Regions from separate parts of the Homo sapiens genome. Here region 1 is linked to region 2. A link is a contact called in ENCODE Hi-C or POLR2A ChIA-PET data. All regions are on one chromosome and are shown on one strand. The core of a region is the stretch at or near the end of the contact, and the rest is flanking DNA. Distances in the headings are between cores, read along the strand shown. Region 1 overlaps LOC105378521 (a long non-coding RNA gene). Region 2 overlaps LOC105378519 (a long non-coding RNA gene).

Region 1 (7,231 bases), core at 2,166-4,665, 120 kb after region 2:
CTGGATCATATGGTAACTCTATGTTTAACTTTTTAAGGAATTGCCAGACAACTTTCCAAGATCATGACACCCTATTACATTCCCACCAGCAATCTATGAGTTGTCCAGTTCCTCCACATCTTTGTCAATACTTGTTACTGTCTGCCTTTTTGATTATAGCTATTCTAATGGGTGTGAAGTGATATTTCATTGTGGTTTTGACTTGCACTTCCCTAATGACCAATGATGTTGAATATCCTTTCATGTGTTAATCATTTATTTGAATATCTTCATCAGAGAAATGTCTATTCAGACCGTTTGCCTATTTTTAAATTGGTTTGTCTGTCTTTTTGTTGTTGAGTTGTAAGAGTTCTTTATATATTCTGGATATAATTTCCTTATCAGATATATGATTGGCAAATATTTTCTCCCATTGGGTGGGTTGTCTTTTTACTTTCGTAATAGCATACTTTGAAGCACAAACGTTTTAAATTTTGATTAAATTTGATTATCTGGATATTTTTTGTTCCTTGTGCTTTAGGTGTCATATCTAAGAAGTCATTGCCTAACCTAAAGTCATCAAGATTTACACATATTTCCTTCTAAAAGATTTGTTGTTTTAGTTCTATATTTAGGTCTATGATCTATTTTAAATTAATTTTTGTATACTGTGTGGGGCAGGGATCCAACTTCATTTGTTTGCATGTGAATATATAGTTGTTTCAGTATAATTTGTTGAAAAGACTGTTCTTTCCCCCATTGAATGGTCTTGGCACTTTTCTTGAAAATCAATTGACTACAGATATATGGGTGTATTATTGGACTCACAATTCTGTTCCATTAATCTATATGTCTATCTTTATGCCAGTACCACACAGTCTTGGTTACTGTAGTTTTATAGTAGTTTTTGAAATCTTTGCATGAATCCTCCAACTTTATTCTTTTTATTTTTCAAGATTGTTTTGGCTATTCTGGGTCCTTTGAATTTCCATAAATACTTTGGAATCACTTGTCAATTTACACATGCACATACATATACAAAGGCAGCTGGAGTTTTGATAGAACTTGTATTGAATATTGAATTCATAGACCATTTGGGGAAGTATTGCCATCTTAACACTATTAAGTCTTCCAATTCATAAATTCTTTATATTTAATCTTTTGAAATTCTTCAACAATGTTTTATAGTTTTCAGTGTGTATATCTTATACGACTTTGTTTAAATCGATTCCCAAGCATTTTATTCTTTTTTATACTATTGTAAATGGAATTGTTTTCTCAATTTCATTTTCAGATCATTCTTTGCTATTGTATAGAAATATAATTGATTTTATATACTTATCTTGTGTTCTGCAACCTTGCTGAACTGATTTAGTAGTTCTAATATATTTTAGTGGATTCCTTAGGATTTTCTACAAGATTATACAGTCTACAATATTATGTCATCTGCAAATGGAAGTAGTTTTGTGTCTTCATTTCTAGTCAGGATGATTTTTATTTCTTTTTCCTGGCTAATTTTCCTGGCTAAAACCTCCAGTGCAATATTGATTAGAAGTGCCAAAAATGAACATTTTTTTCTTGTACCTGATTTTTAGGGGGAAAGCATTCAGTCTTTTACCTCTTTTTGGCTATGGGCTTATTATAGATACCCTTTGTGTTAGTTCATTCAGGCTGCTGTAACAAAATATAATAAACGGGGTGGCTTATGAACAATAGACATGTATTTTTCACAATTCTGGAAACTGGGAGGTCCAAGATCAAGGTGCTGGCGGATTCAGTGTCTGGTGAGGGCCAACCTTCTGATTGATCTTTTCTCTGTGTCCTCACATGGTGAAATGAGTAAGGGAGATCTCTCGAGCCTCTTCCATAAGGGCACTAATCCCATTCATGAGGGCTTCACCCTCACAGCCTAATCATCCCCCAAATGTCCACCTTCTAACACCATCCCCTTGCAGGTTAGGATTTCAACATATGAATTTCGGGGGGACACATTCAGACCACAGCACCCTTTCTCAGGTTGAGGAAGTTCCCTCCTATTCCTACTTTCTGAGTGTTCCCTGTTTCTTTAAAAAACAAAAATTATGCCCAGCTTAGGGCATAATTATGTCCCCCTCCATTATCTTATTTCCATATCATTCAATTCCAGCTTAGAGCTGTCTGAATGTCTCGTTTTGTACATTCAAGAAGGTATTGTCATATCTGATGCTCACAGTGACAACTCAAAGACTAAAAATTCTGTGATATCCCAAGTTTCAGGAGGCACAGCACTATATAAAACACTTTGAAATATTTCTGTCCAAAGTGGTTTAAATATTACTTATAATAACTAGTAAAAGTTTAAAAAGTGGTTTAAGGCTGGGCGCGGTGGCTCACGCCTGTAATCCCAGCACTTTGGGAGGCCGAGGCGGGCGGATCACAAGGTCAGGAGATTGAGACCATCTTGGCTAACACGGTGAAACCCCGTCTCTACTAAAAATACAAAAAATTAGCCGGGCGCGGTGGCGGGTGCCTGTAGTCCCAGCTACTCAGGAGGTTGAGGCAGGAGAATGGCGTGAACCTGGGAGGCGGAGCTTGCAGTGAGCCGAGATTGTGCCACTGCAATCCGGCCTGGGCTAAAGAGCGGGACTCCGTCTCAAAAAAAAAAAAAAAAAAAAAAAAAAAAAGTGGTTTAAATAAAGTGAAGAGTATTACTGCTCAAAAGGTGAACTCCCCTGCCCACCCGGTTCCCCAGTGAAGTCCTGCGCTGCTTGCTCTGTTTCCTTCTCCATGTCAGTTAAAATCAACACATTCCTTTTATCACCCGATGAGGAAACAGGTCCCTCTCAAGCCTGCAACTGGTTATCTTCCAAGTCCTTTAGTTCTTCTTCCTTTATCCCCACTAATTGCAAGTCTCCCTCCATTATCTTCTTATTTCCACATTGTTCAATTCCAGTGGAATACAGGAATTGGCCCATGGGGAAGAGCAGAAAAACGAAAGGAATGAAAATGCTTCAGTGTTTCAGGAGATTTGAAGATGTTTCAGGAGATTTCAGTGTTTCAGGAGATTGAAGCTGCAGTGAGGATGAGCCTCCCTGATCCCCTTCTCCTCCCGTGTCCCTGCTGGACTAAAGGAGTTCCCATGAGGGAGGCTGGCAGCTGACAGGATCACCCAGGACTAGGACTTGTGGCCCCCAGACCACTCCTGGATGTGCCCCATAGCGGCCCCTGAAGGCGCTGCCTCCTTCTTTGCTGGGCCTCAGCCTCTTTGCTGGGCCTTGGGTCTCGGGACCTCCAAGGCATGTCATCTTCTTTCTCTGTGTCCTCCACTGCTCAGATTGTGGCTGCCTCAGCCATGGCAAATGGCAAGGACCCCAGTTTCACTTCCCGGCCCACCCAGACACCAGGCAGAAACTCTAATAACCACTTTTCTGGGTTTCTACATCCTGTGTCTCTGGATGACTAATCATCTCCAGAGCATGAACAATTGAGTCATCTCAAGCCCCAGGCTTGAATTTGTGCACAAGGCAACCAGCTTCTCCTCGGCAGGCTCTGGGAGCACTGGCTGAAGTAGGTGTGGCCCTCCTAAGTCACCATCCTGGCCTGGAACTCTTGGAGCACAATAGGCTCCTCCGGGTTTGTTGAAGAGCCTTTGCTCAACTGAACCTCTTTATTGTAGGCTTTTGCTCCTTTCTGAACAGGCTCTTACAAGTAGAGCATGCAAGATCGCATTATGTTTAGAGTCCCCATGAGGCCATGCTCTGCAGGCGGCCTTGGGACACCAGCGCATCCTCTTCTGGGAACAGAACTCCAAGCTCCTTTGAATAACAACTACTCCCCTTCTCTCTGAGCTGACTCAGGCCGGCCAATTGACATAATTCCAATCTCTGGTGACAGTTATTGCTTCAGGGATTGGCACATAACCCAAGTTTGTCCTACTAGAATAAATCCTGGGACTTATTTATAAGCTGACAGAAGGAGATGTATTCTTTTTTCCACAGCCTCTATCCTGAAGAGCGTTGGACCCTGGAGCTGCTGGCCACATCTTGATCTGCCATATGTGGTCCAAGAATGAAGTCAACACGAAGGAGAATGAAGGTGCTGAGGGATAAAGTTATTGACATTCTAGGAGCTCCTGGATCAAACCATGCCTGAACTCAATTTATCCCTTGAACTTTTCAATTACATGAATAAATCCTCCTTTTGCCTGAGTCAATGTGGATTAGTATCATTGGCATTCAGAAGATTCCTAAAGTCTCAGGTCTTCTGCACATCTATAACCATGGCAATTGCGGTCCTGCTCTCCTTTCCCCTCCCCTGAGCAGGCAAGCTTTCCTTCTCTATCATGTAAACCTCCTGGGTCATTCAGAGTATTTCTCAAATGTTACCTGGAGTTTCCCAAGACTTCAGTTCTCACTGACCATTTACTTCTTAAACTGCTAGGATGATAACCTATAACTTTGCATCTAACCAATCCCTTAGCACTTTCCTTAGAGACTTCTTAGAGATCTTTTTGATGCCTAAGGGTAGGAATCAGGGCTTCTCTATCTTGTATATGCACTGCCCCCCACCCACAGGTCCATAGAATAACAGCTGAGGACCTGTAGCTCTACAAGGGCAGGGACTGTCAAACATGCCAGACTGCACATGGTAGTTACCACTAGAGGGCTCTGGGTATGGGCAATAAGCAGGACTTCTGCATTTTACATCTATGCTATCATTCGAGTCTTGTATGAGCATTTATTTTACAAATCTCTATCTTGCAAAGCAAACCCTTAGTGTGAATAACTGAGGAGTGGTGGATCGGCCAGCTCTTCCGTGCAGTGTTCTAAAGCCTCTTGCTCCTGTCTCTCCTGTGGGAAACCCATAGTTACGGCTTCAAGCAGAGACCCAAGCACCACCTCAGGGTCTTGACCTTGTGTGGGAATAATCTATCACCAAGATGCAGACAGAGACAAACTGCTTCACAGAGCATTTTATCCCCTAGAAAATCCCCAACCCCAGCATCCTGGGTGCTGCCCAACCTCTTCAAATACAAAGGCAAATAAAATAAATAAAAGTAAATATTGTACTCATAAGCAACAGAATGCCTAGCAACCAAGAACAAGGGAGGGCTGGAGGAAGAAGGTTGACTTTCGCAGGCCCTTGTGTATAAACTGCAGTAAAAGTCTTCTCTGTGTGAATAATATATTTTTGAGCGTTAAATTATAGAAGGTGTAAGGAATGCTAAGGCTGAGACCCAACAGAGAGAGCTGGCCCCACCCTGAATGGGAGGGGCAGGGGTCTCCTTGGTCTTTGTCCCTGCTGACTGGTATTGAGGGAGGGGGAGTCTCCGCTGTAGCTTCAGGAATGGAACACAGGGCACCAGGCCTCAGTTAATCCCTTTAGGGACCCTTAGCCCTGAAACAATGCTGGTGCAACCCCACATGTAACTCAGAAGAAAATGTTAAGTCACGAAATAAATGTAAGAGCTCTGATGTTTTTCTATAACACCCATTTCAATGCTTTGTTAGAAAGTATGTACGTAAAGCACATGACATTGTTCTCATTAAATTTTTTTGTTACGAAAACTTTTAAACACACTCAGAAGAGTAGGATTTTTGAACCTCTCATCTGGGTACAATATTATTAAAATTCTGCCACATCTGCCTTGTTGATCTTTTTGCTCTTTTTCTTGGTTAAACTATTTGGAAGCAAATCCAAGGCATCATGTCATTTCATCTGCACATACCTTGGTATAATCCATGAAAATTATGGACATATTCTCATATAACCATAAAGCCAGTATCATACCTTAATGAGTTGGGTATGTTCTGTTTGTTTTTGTTTTGGGCATCCTCCAACCTCCAGTACCTAACCCATTATCAGATTTCCCTGATTGTCTCAAAGGGTCTTTTGCATTTGTTGTGTGTTCTCATTGTTAATACCCTTGTGTCGTAAGTCCCCTGGGTGCATGCTTAGATTGACTTTTGGAAATCTAAGATTATTTGGTATTTATTGAAAGCAGAAGAGAGGGAAGAAAAAAAAAAGACAAAGCAGTGAAAAGGAAAACATGGAAGTGGTATTTTTATAAGATCTATGTGACATTTTGCTGGCTGTCACCTTTGCTCATATAGGATCCCCACTGCTTAGGATAGGATTAAACTGTCCCAGCTTATAAAGCAGGCATTTTCCCCAGTGTCTTCTGAATTCTGAAGATTTTGGGTGGGATGTGGATAAAGTGTTGCTGTCCTTGTCTGTCACCATGACAACTCCAGCCAGGACTTGGCCTTGCTAGGGTTTTCTGGTGGATTGTGGAGCCTGCTACCCCTAGGTCACAATGAGCAGGAACGTGGATTTACAGATATACAGCTGCTCCCTGGCATGGCTTCCCCAAGGAAGTAGGAGAGGGGATCTTGAGGGCCAAGGTTAGTAGCAAATGTGAAAGCTAAGAAGAGACATGGAAAACTTCTCTTGACTACATGGGGGTTGGTCGGGGGTACATCTGACTCCCACGAACAGACAAATCTAAGAAGAGTGAGAAGCATTCTTACCTTCTGACCCAGCAACCCCACCTCTAGGAATTTGTTGAGAAAAAGCCAGAGTTTGCACAAAGATTTATTTTGTTTGAGAATGTCCCTTAAGCTCTTTATAGCAATAAAAAGAGCTGGGAGGATTGCCTTAAGACTCAATGATGCAGAATTGGTTTAATAAATTATAGCTCATTGCTATAAGGGAACACTAAGCATCCATTCAAAACATGTTTTGAAAAAATATTCAAAGATACAGAAAAATGTCCACAATATATTAAGTGGAAGAAAAAAGAGGTTATAAAAAATCAGTCTGATGTCAGTCTCATTTTCTCATTTTTTAAAAATTAAAAGAAAAAGAAATGAGGGAGGGACTGAGAAGTCTATAATTAAAATGTTTCTTAAAATATATATAGTTTTTTCACTAAGTGATAAAATTTTTGACATTACTTTTCAAATTTCTTACGATGAACACCCGTCAACTTGTAATATAAAATTTTTATTTTATTTCCTTATTTATTTATTTTGAGACAGAGTTTCACTCTATCACCCAGGCTGGAATGCAGTGGCATAGTCTTGGTTCAGTGCAGCTTTGACTTCCTGGGCTCAAGTGATCCTCTTGCTTCAATCTCCTGAGTAGCTGGGATTATAGGGACTCACCACTACACCGGGCTAATTTTTGTAAAAAAAAAAATTTTAGCAATAGGGTCTCACTATGTTGCCCAGGCTGGTCTTGAACTCCTGGACTCGAGAGATCCTCTAGCCTC
Region 2 (6,772 bases), core at 274-2,773:
ACCCACAGAAGAATGATGGACCCAGGGAGAGAGGCCCACACAAACCTGGAGGTTGGCTCAGGGTTCCAGGTATCCGTGACTCTAAAAGGCAGGGTACAGGATCCAGGGGAAGCCCATCCCCAGCCCCAGGGACCCCTTGCCCTAGATAGGGCATAGCCTGATGAGACAGAGCAGGCCCCACCCCTGCCCACCAGGGCTCCTTGCTGGCCAGTGGGAGGTGGAGGCCTTAGAGTTATAAGGAGCTGTCAGGTTGGTCCCACTGAAGCCACACTGGCTTTGGGCCCCTGGGAGCCTGACTGTGAGGCCTTTCTGAAACCTCAGGTAGGCCTGACAGACAGACAGGGCTGCAATCCAGGGCTGAGCGCCTGCCTGGAGATGGGGCTCCAGGAGGGACTGGGAGGGCTGCCTGGAGGCGGGGGCTGTTAAAATGCAGCTCTCTGGGCCCTGCACCAGCCCTTCTGAATCAGTGGAGCTGGACATCTATGTTTTAACAAGACCCTCCTTCCCAAGGATTCTAACACAACACTAAAGTGTGAGAAGCACAGCTTGGAAACATTTTGTTTTATTCATGCAGTCAACAGATATCCACAGAACATCCCCTCCCTTGGCACTCTCAGTTTCCTGTCCCCTGCAGCCAACAGGAAGTCAGCTCTTCCCCACAGATTCTCTCCCTCCTCAAGTTTCAATTCAATTTCACCTCCTCAGGGGCACCTTTTCCAAAATGGCTGCCATCTCCCGGCCCTCAACACCACATCCCCTCTCCTAGCTCCTTCTTGGCCTTTACCACTGGTGCAGATGAGCTTCTTGGAGTATTTATTTTACTCATTGCCATGCCTCCCCCTCTAGAATATAACCCCTTCCCCAGGGCCAGGGCCTGATACATGGGAATCATTCCTTTACTGCAGTGTTGCTGGGATATAATATGCCCATAAACCTACTGAGTATTTGATGAATGATGAATAAGGCCGCTACCACTCAGCAATTCATTCATTGCCTCTTCCCACAATGGGACAATGGGGCAGGTGCCTTTTGGATAAAGAGGGAAGGTGTAGGTGGCGGAAGCCTCCGAGCTCTGAAGACCCTGCATGGCTGTCTGCCCGCCCCTCCATGAAAGGGGCAGCTCTCCCAGGAAAGAGAGGAAGAGAGGCCAAGAGAGCTCACAAATGGGTGTCTTCTCTTGTGAGGAAGGATTCGGGGCTCAACACGCTTCCTGGGGCTGGGTCTGTACAGGTAGAAGGAAGAGGCCCAGTTGGCTCCAAGCCTGGGCCAGCCCCAGCCCTGCAGCCTGGCGGTGTGCAGGCACCCTCACTTCAGAACATGCTTGTATGCACTTGCTCTTCTGGCACGCCATGAACTGTTTCTTGGCTGCCTTGTTAGGAGATTAAGCTTTCTCTAAAAAGATGAAAAAAAAAATCTCTAGCAAAGGCCTGACTAGAGCTGACCCCCGAGGAGGCGGTGGCAATAACTGATGGGCACTACATTTGTCTAATTAATCTTCTTGTCAACAAAGTTGTTCTTTGCCGGTGCCAGCTCTGACATCATCCTGCAAGCTTGCCACACTGGTTCATATGCAGTTACAAAGGCTGCCTGTGACCCAGCACTACACTCCCTAACCACCCCCAACACGCTGCTGCCTGGAAATGGGTGGATGAGAACAGAGATGTCACACAGCTGCTGGCTTAGAAGGGGCACCGGGGAATCACAGCTTGAATGAAAGTTGGATAAAGATCTGGAAGGTTCAGGGGATCCCCAGGCTGGAAGGAGCCTGGTTTCTAAATAGGACACCGATGCCGACCATCTTTTTCAAGTTAAACTTTGGAAAGTTCCATTTGCCATGCAAACTACCCTTGCCCTGGATGGGTTGCCCCAAGAGTGACCCAGGAAAGTTTAGGTGGTAAAGTTGCAAAATCAAGTGGCTTCAGGGCCCAGGCAGAGATTTCACTTTCAGTGCCCTGGGATGAAATCTCTGGATGTCCACGAGGCTGACCTGGACTTCCCGGATTGGGAGGCCTTGTGGTCAAAAGCCGAGTCCAGTCCTGAACACCAGATCTAAATGTTCAAGAAGACTGTGCAGATTTACAGGCTAAATCAGAGTCCCTGGTAGCTGTTTCCGACCTCTGTATGGGGCTTTTAGAGTGAACTGTGGTCTCATCCAGGCGTTTCCCGACCATTGCATCCCACACAGGGCCTCCCTTCTGATTTTATCGTTAGTCTCTCTCCCTGTTGATTTCCTCCAAGTGCTCATCACTGTCCACACTCACCCTGTTTATTTCTGCTCACCGATCTGGCTTTTTAATCGAGGAGTCTGTGAATAAAATCTGGAGGAGGGGGGTCTATGAACTTGGACAGGAAAATATTTATATCATTATTTTCACTGTCTGAGATTTAACAATTTACTCAATTATGAAAATCGGCAACAAGCCACAGTGTATTAGCAGTGTCTGTGACTTTGTCTCCAACAGAAATCACAGCTGTTTTTCTATCACGTCGTAGTTGATGCAGTTATCTCAAAATATCAGCTGGGCTAATCACTATTTTGAAATGACTGTAGTTAATAGATTGGTCTGTAGATCCTGTTACATCCTCTATCAACGAAGAACATATACGAGTATAGCACCACTTAAAAATATTTTGATAACTGCATGACAGTATAATCGGTTTGTTTCATAATCCTGTGTATCTTAATTTATGCTTTTTTCAAATATTCTGGCCTCATGAGACTGGCAAGAAAGACTGTAAGCCATCTTTTCTGTTACTTTTTCTTTCTTTCTTTCTTTCTTTTTTTTTTCTATTTTTGAGACGGAGACTCTCACTCTGTCACCCAGGCTGGAGTGCAGTGGTGATCTCGGCTCACTGCAACCTCCGCCTCCCGGGTTCAAGCGATTCTCCTGCTTCAGCCTCCCGAGTTCTCTTTTCTATCCTTAGCCCCGACCTTGGGTTCTGGCACACAGTAAGTGCTCAAGACAATATTATTGACTGAATTAATGAAGGAACCACTGAACAAATGAATTAAATAAGTGAACTGAACAAATGAACATGAGCCTTAACGTGGCCGTGGGTCCACGTCCATGGACCCACGTATTCTGGAAGGTGCAGAAGTTTCCACGACCCTTTGCCACCTGAGCTTCTGTCTGTGCGACATCCACACTACCCACCAGGAGAGACGGGGGTCTTGCTACCTCCACTAAGAACAGTAGGAACAGCTCAGAGCTGACCACGGCGTCCCCACTAAACAAGACTCCACCGGCCCATTGCCTTTTTTGCTCCAGCCACACGGGCCTCCGGAGACCAGAGCTGGAGATAAGGGGATGATCCTTTTTTTTTTTTTATATTATACTTGAAGTTTTAGGGTACATGTGCACAACGTGCAGGTTTGTTACATATGTATACATGTGCCATGTTGGTGTGCTGCACCCATTAACTCATCATTTAGCATTAGGTATATCTCCTAATGCTATCCCTCCCCCCTCCCCCCACCCCACAACAGTCCCCAGTGTGTAATGTTCCCCTTCCTGTGTCCGTGTGTTCTCATTGTTCAATTCCCACCTATGAGTGAGAACATGCGGTGTTTGGTTTTTTCGTCCTTGTGATATTTTGCTGAGAATGATGGTTTCCAGTTTCATCCATGTCCCTACAAAGGACATGAACTCATCATTTTTTATGACTGCATAGTATTCCATGGTGTATATGTGCCACATTTTCTTAATCCAGCCTATCGTTGTTGGACATTTAGGTTGGTTCCAAGTCTTTGCTATTGTGAATAGTGCCGCTATAAATATACGTGTGCATGTGTCTTTATAGCTGCATGATTTATAATCCTTTGGGTATATACCCAGTAATGGGATGGCTGGGTCAAATGGTATTTCTAGTTCTAGATCCCTGAGGAATCGCCACACTGACTTCCACAATGGTTGAACTAGTTTACAGTCCCACCAACAGTGTAAAAGTGTTCCTATTTTTCCACATCCTCTCCAGCACCTGTTGTTTCCTGACTTTTTAATGATCGCCATTCTAACCGGTGTGAGATGGTATCTCACTGTGGTTTTGATTTGCATTTCTCTGATGACCAGTGATGATGAGCATTTTTTCATGTGTTTTCTGGCTGCAAAAATGTCTTCTTTTGAGAAGTGTCTGTTCATATCCTTCGCCCACTTTTTGATGGGGTTGTTTTTTTCTTGTAAATTTGTTGTTCATTGTAGATTCTGGATATTAGCCCTTTGTCAGATGAGTAGGTTGCAAAAATTTTCTCCCATTCTGTAGGTTGACTGTTCACTCTGATGGTAGTTTCTTTTGCTGTGCAGCTCTTTAGTTTAATTAGATAAGGGGATGATCCTAAAGGGACGCAGTGGTCCCGCCCATCGCCGCCTCTACAGGGAGGGAGCCGCGGCCCCGAGCTGGCCACGCGATGGCGCTGTGCACCCGGCCGCGGAGCCCCTGCACGTCCGGCTCCCGCTCGCGCTCTCGGCTCGAGCTCCGGACTCCAGGCTCGGAGCAGGGGTTCGGGCTACGGTTCCCGGCTCCGAGGGACCGCGGGGCTCTCTGCCTGGGAAGGAAGCTTGCGGGCCTCCTCGGGCCTCGCTGCAGCCCAGCTAGGTTAATCAATCAGCAGCCGCTCAGTCACCCATCCCTTCCGCATCAGTTGCGTGGGGCTGGGGATCATGCCTAGGGCGGGAGGCGTGGGAGCGCAGGGCGCCCCGGGTCCGGATCCGGCTACAGGGGCGAACAGAGCGGGTTCTCCATCCCCTGGGGTGAAATCTCTGGGCCCAGGCTTTGAGACCCTCTAACTCGCCTTGCACACCCTGTGTCTGCAGAGGAGGCTGTAGTTCAGAGGCCAAGCCCGCTGTCAGAAGGCAGCCAGGCGGACTTGAGTCCCAATTCCTCCTTCCTTTCTACCATCATTCTCTCTTTTGCAAAATGGGGATGATAAAGGTCCCGACCAGTTGGTAGGATTGACGGAGATGGGGCAGCACAGGGCTCCTAAGCACAGTGCCCCGCGCCCAGTCGGCACCGCGGGACGCATCGTCTGCAGCCGCGTGAGCTCGGGCAAGGCGACCTGGACTCATCTCCGCAGCAGGGACGAGGTCCGCCCTGTACTTGCGGCATCTGCGTGTGGTGGAACTGACCGAAACGCTTGCGGAGCTGCGCACGGTGCCTGGCACACCGTTAGCAACCCTTCCCTTCCCTTGTTCTGCGCCTGTCCTGTGAGTGGACAGGAGGACACCCAGGGCCTCCGCTGCCTGTCCGATACTAGTCACCCCAGGGCCTAGAGGCTTATTCCCTGGAGATGGGACCCACGCCAAGCCAAGGTCTCCCATTTTCTAGAGAGAACTTGGGCAGCCGGGAATGCCATCCTTGGAAGGAAAGGCAAGAGGGAGGTGAACATTCATTCCAAGGCCGTTAAACATGGGGAGAGGCACTGCTGGAAAACTGTTCTAGTCAGAAAGAAGCTGCTTAGTAAACCCAAGAGGCTCAGCGGAAACCCAGCCGCGGTGCTTGAGGACGTGGGGAGGCTCCAGCTCGCTCCGTTCCGTGTCTGACGTCTGCCCTGCGTGCGTCCCAAGGCTGTGTCCCTGCTCGGTGTCCCTGGCCCACCGGCCCTCCGGCTTGTCCCTCTGCGCGGTCACTGGGGCGTGCAGACCCGAGCCGGCCCTCCCTGAGTCAGCCAGGGACCCCGGAGTGTCGATAATTAAGAGACACACGTCAAGAATGTAAATTCCTGTGGTTCCCAGACTAGGAAGGGTTCACTCGGTGCCTCAGGACAATTACAAGCCGAGGGAGTCTGAAAGAGCCAGTGTTAGTGTTTAAAGTGTTATCAGTTTAATGAACTACTTATGAAGTGTTAAATGCATGCAAGTGTAAACTGCAACATCTGGGTTTGTGTTTTATTTGTAGACTTCAAACTGGGCGCTTGGTGTTTTGAAAATGCCAATTAACGGTGTAAAATCAGAATTTCTAATGGGAGGAAGATGTTTTTGTGACATCTCCCTAAACTATCTCAAAATGTCTTTAAAACACACACACAAACATTCACACACAAACAATGCAGCCACAAGGACTTAAAGGATTTTCTTTTTAAATAAAAAAAAAGCAGGAATTTGCTGCCCTCTTCTTTGTTCTTCACTATATATATGTATATAGCTAGTGGAAAGAAGAATTTAGCATCAGAGGTGTCATCAGCACAAATTTCTCAGAGGTTGTTGTAGGAAATTTGTCATTTCTACCCATTTCTTCCAGGCCAGAAAATAGATCGCCTTCAGGAATATTTACTGTGCTTTCTTGAGAAAAATTTCCAAGCTACCCCTTGAAGCAATGAAGTTGGATTTGGAACAAGTGGAAACATTATAAAATTGCTTATTTTCTTCCAAAATTTGTATTTTTCTTCCTTATTTCCTGTTAAATCAGTGCCACTCATTAGCAACCATATTTTTGCATTATATACTCAGCAGAATTTTTGCTCCGTGACTGCATTCCAAATTAAACTTTTACATTTCCAGGGAAAGTGTAACAAATGTCTAAATCAGTCAGAATTTAAACTAATGAGAGGAAGGGAAGAAAACTCAACTTTCTTCTTCTCGTATAAAAGCGATTGCTTTTTATCTGTTTCATGCTTCGGGGACACTTTTATCCCTGGGATCTTGAAAGGATCATTCACAAAGCAAGAAGGCTCAGGAAAACAAAAAGATGTCTAAATTCAGCGCTGTTGAAGAGTTCTGACAAATGCTGGTTTCAGGAAACAAAGGCAGACACTTTGAGGATTTCATTGCAAGATTTG

The links. A loop is a pair of places that touch in the nucleus more often than their neighbours do. ChIA-PET counts read pairs that join two places held with the same protein, here RNA polymerase II (POLR2A). Pooled maps may share reads with other maps.
Region 1: a map of Caco-2 shows a loop between it and region 2 (8-fold over the local background). The contact joins two enhancer-like sites. A Hi-C loop is called at or near these places in 8 of 168 maps with a recorded cell type or tissue (Caco-2, Calu3, HCT116 and 4 more), 7 of 37 single-sample maps with no recorded cell type and 5 of 50 pooled maps. POLR2A ChIA-PET finds 5 or more read pairs at or near these places in 2 of 52 experiments (IMR-90 and Panc1).

What each region holds. Positions count from the first base shown.
Region 1 is chr10:121,065,861-121,073,091 of GRCh38, forward strand. All of the region lies in intron 2 of LOC105378521 (a long non-coding RNA gene), which reads right to left. Among named protein-coding and RNA genes, the nearest start is that of LINC01153, 110 kb to the right of the region's middle. Within about 2 kb of position 3,416, at least 4 of the 41 ENCODE cell types and tissues checked have a DNase peak (open chromatin) inside an H3K27ac peak, as active enhancers do.
Region 2 is chr10:120,944,657-120,951,428 of GRCh38, forward strand. All of the region lies in intron 2 of LOC105378519 (a long non-coding RNA gene), which reads right to left. Among named protein-coding and RNA genes, the nearest start is that of WDR11, 97 kb to the left of the region's middle. Within about 2 kb of position 1,524, at least 8 of the 41 ENCODE cell types and tissues checked have a DNase peak (open chromatin) inside an H3K27ac peak, as active enhancers do.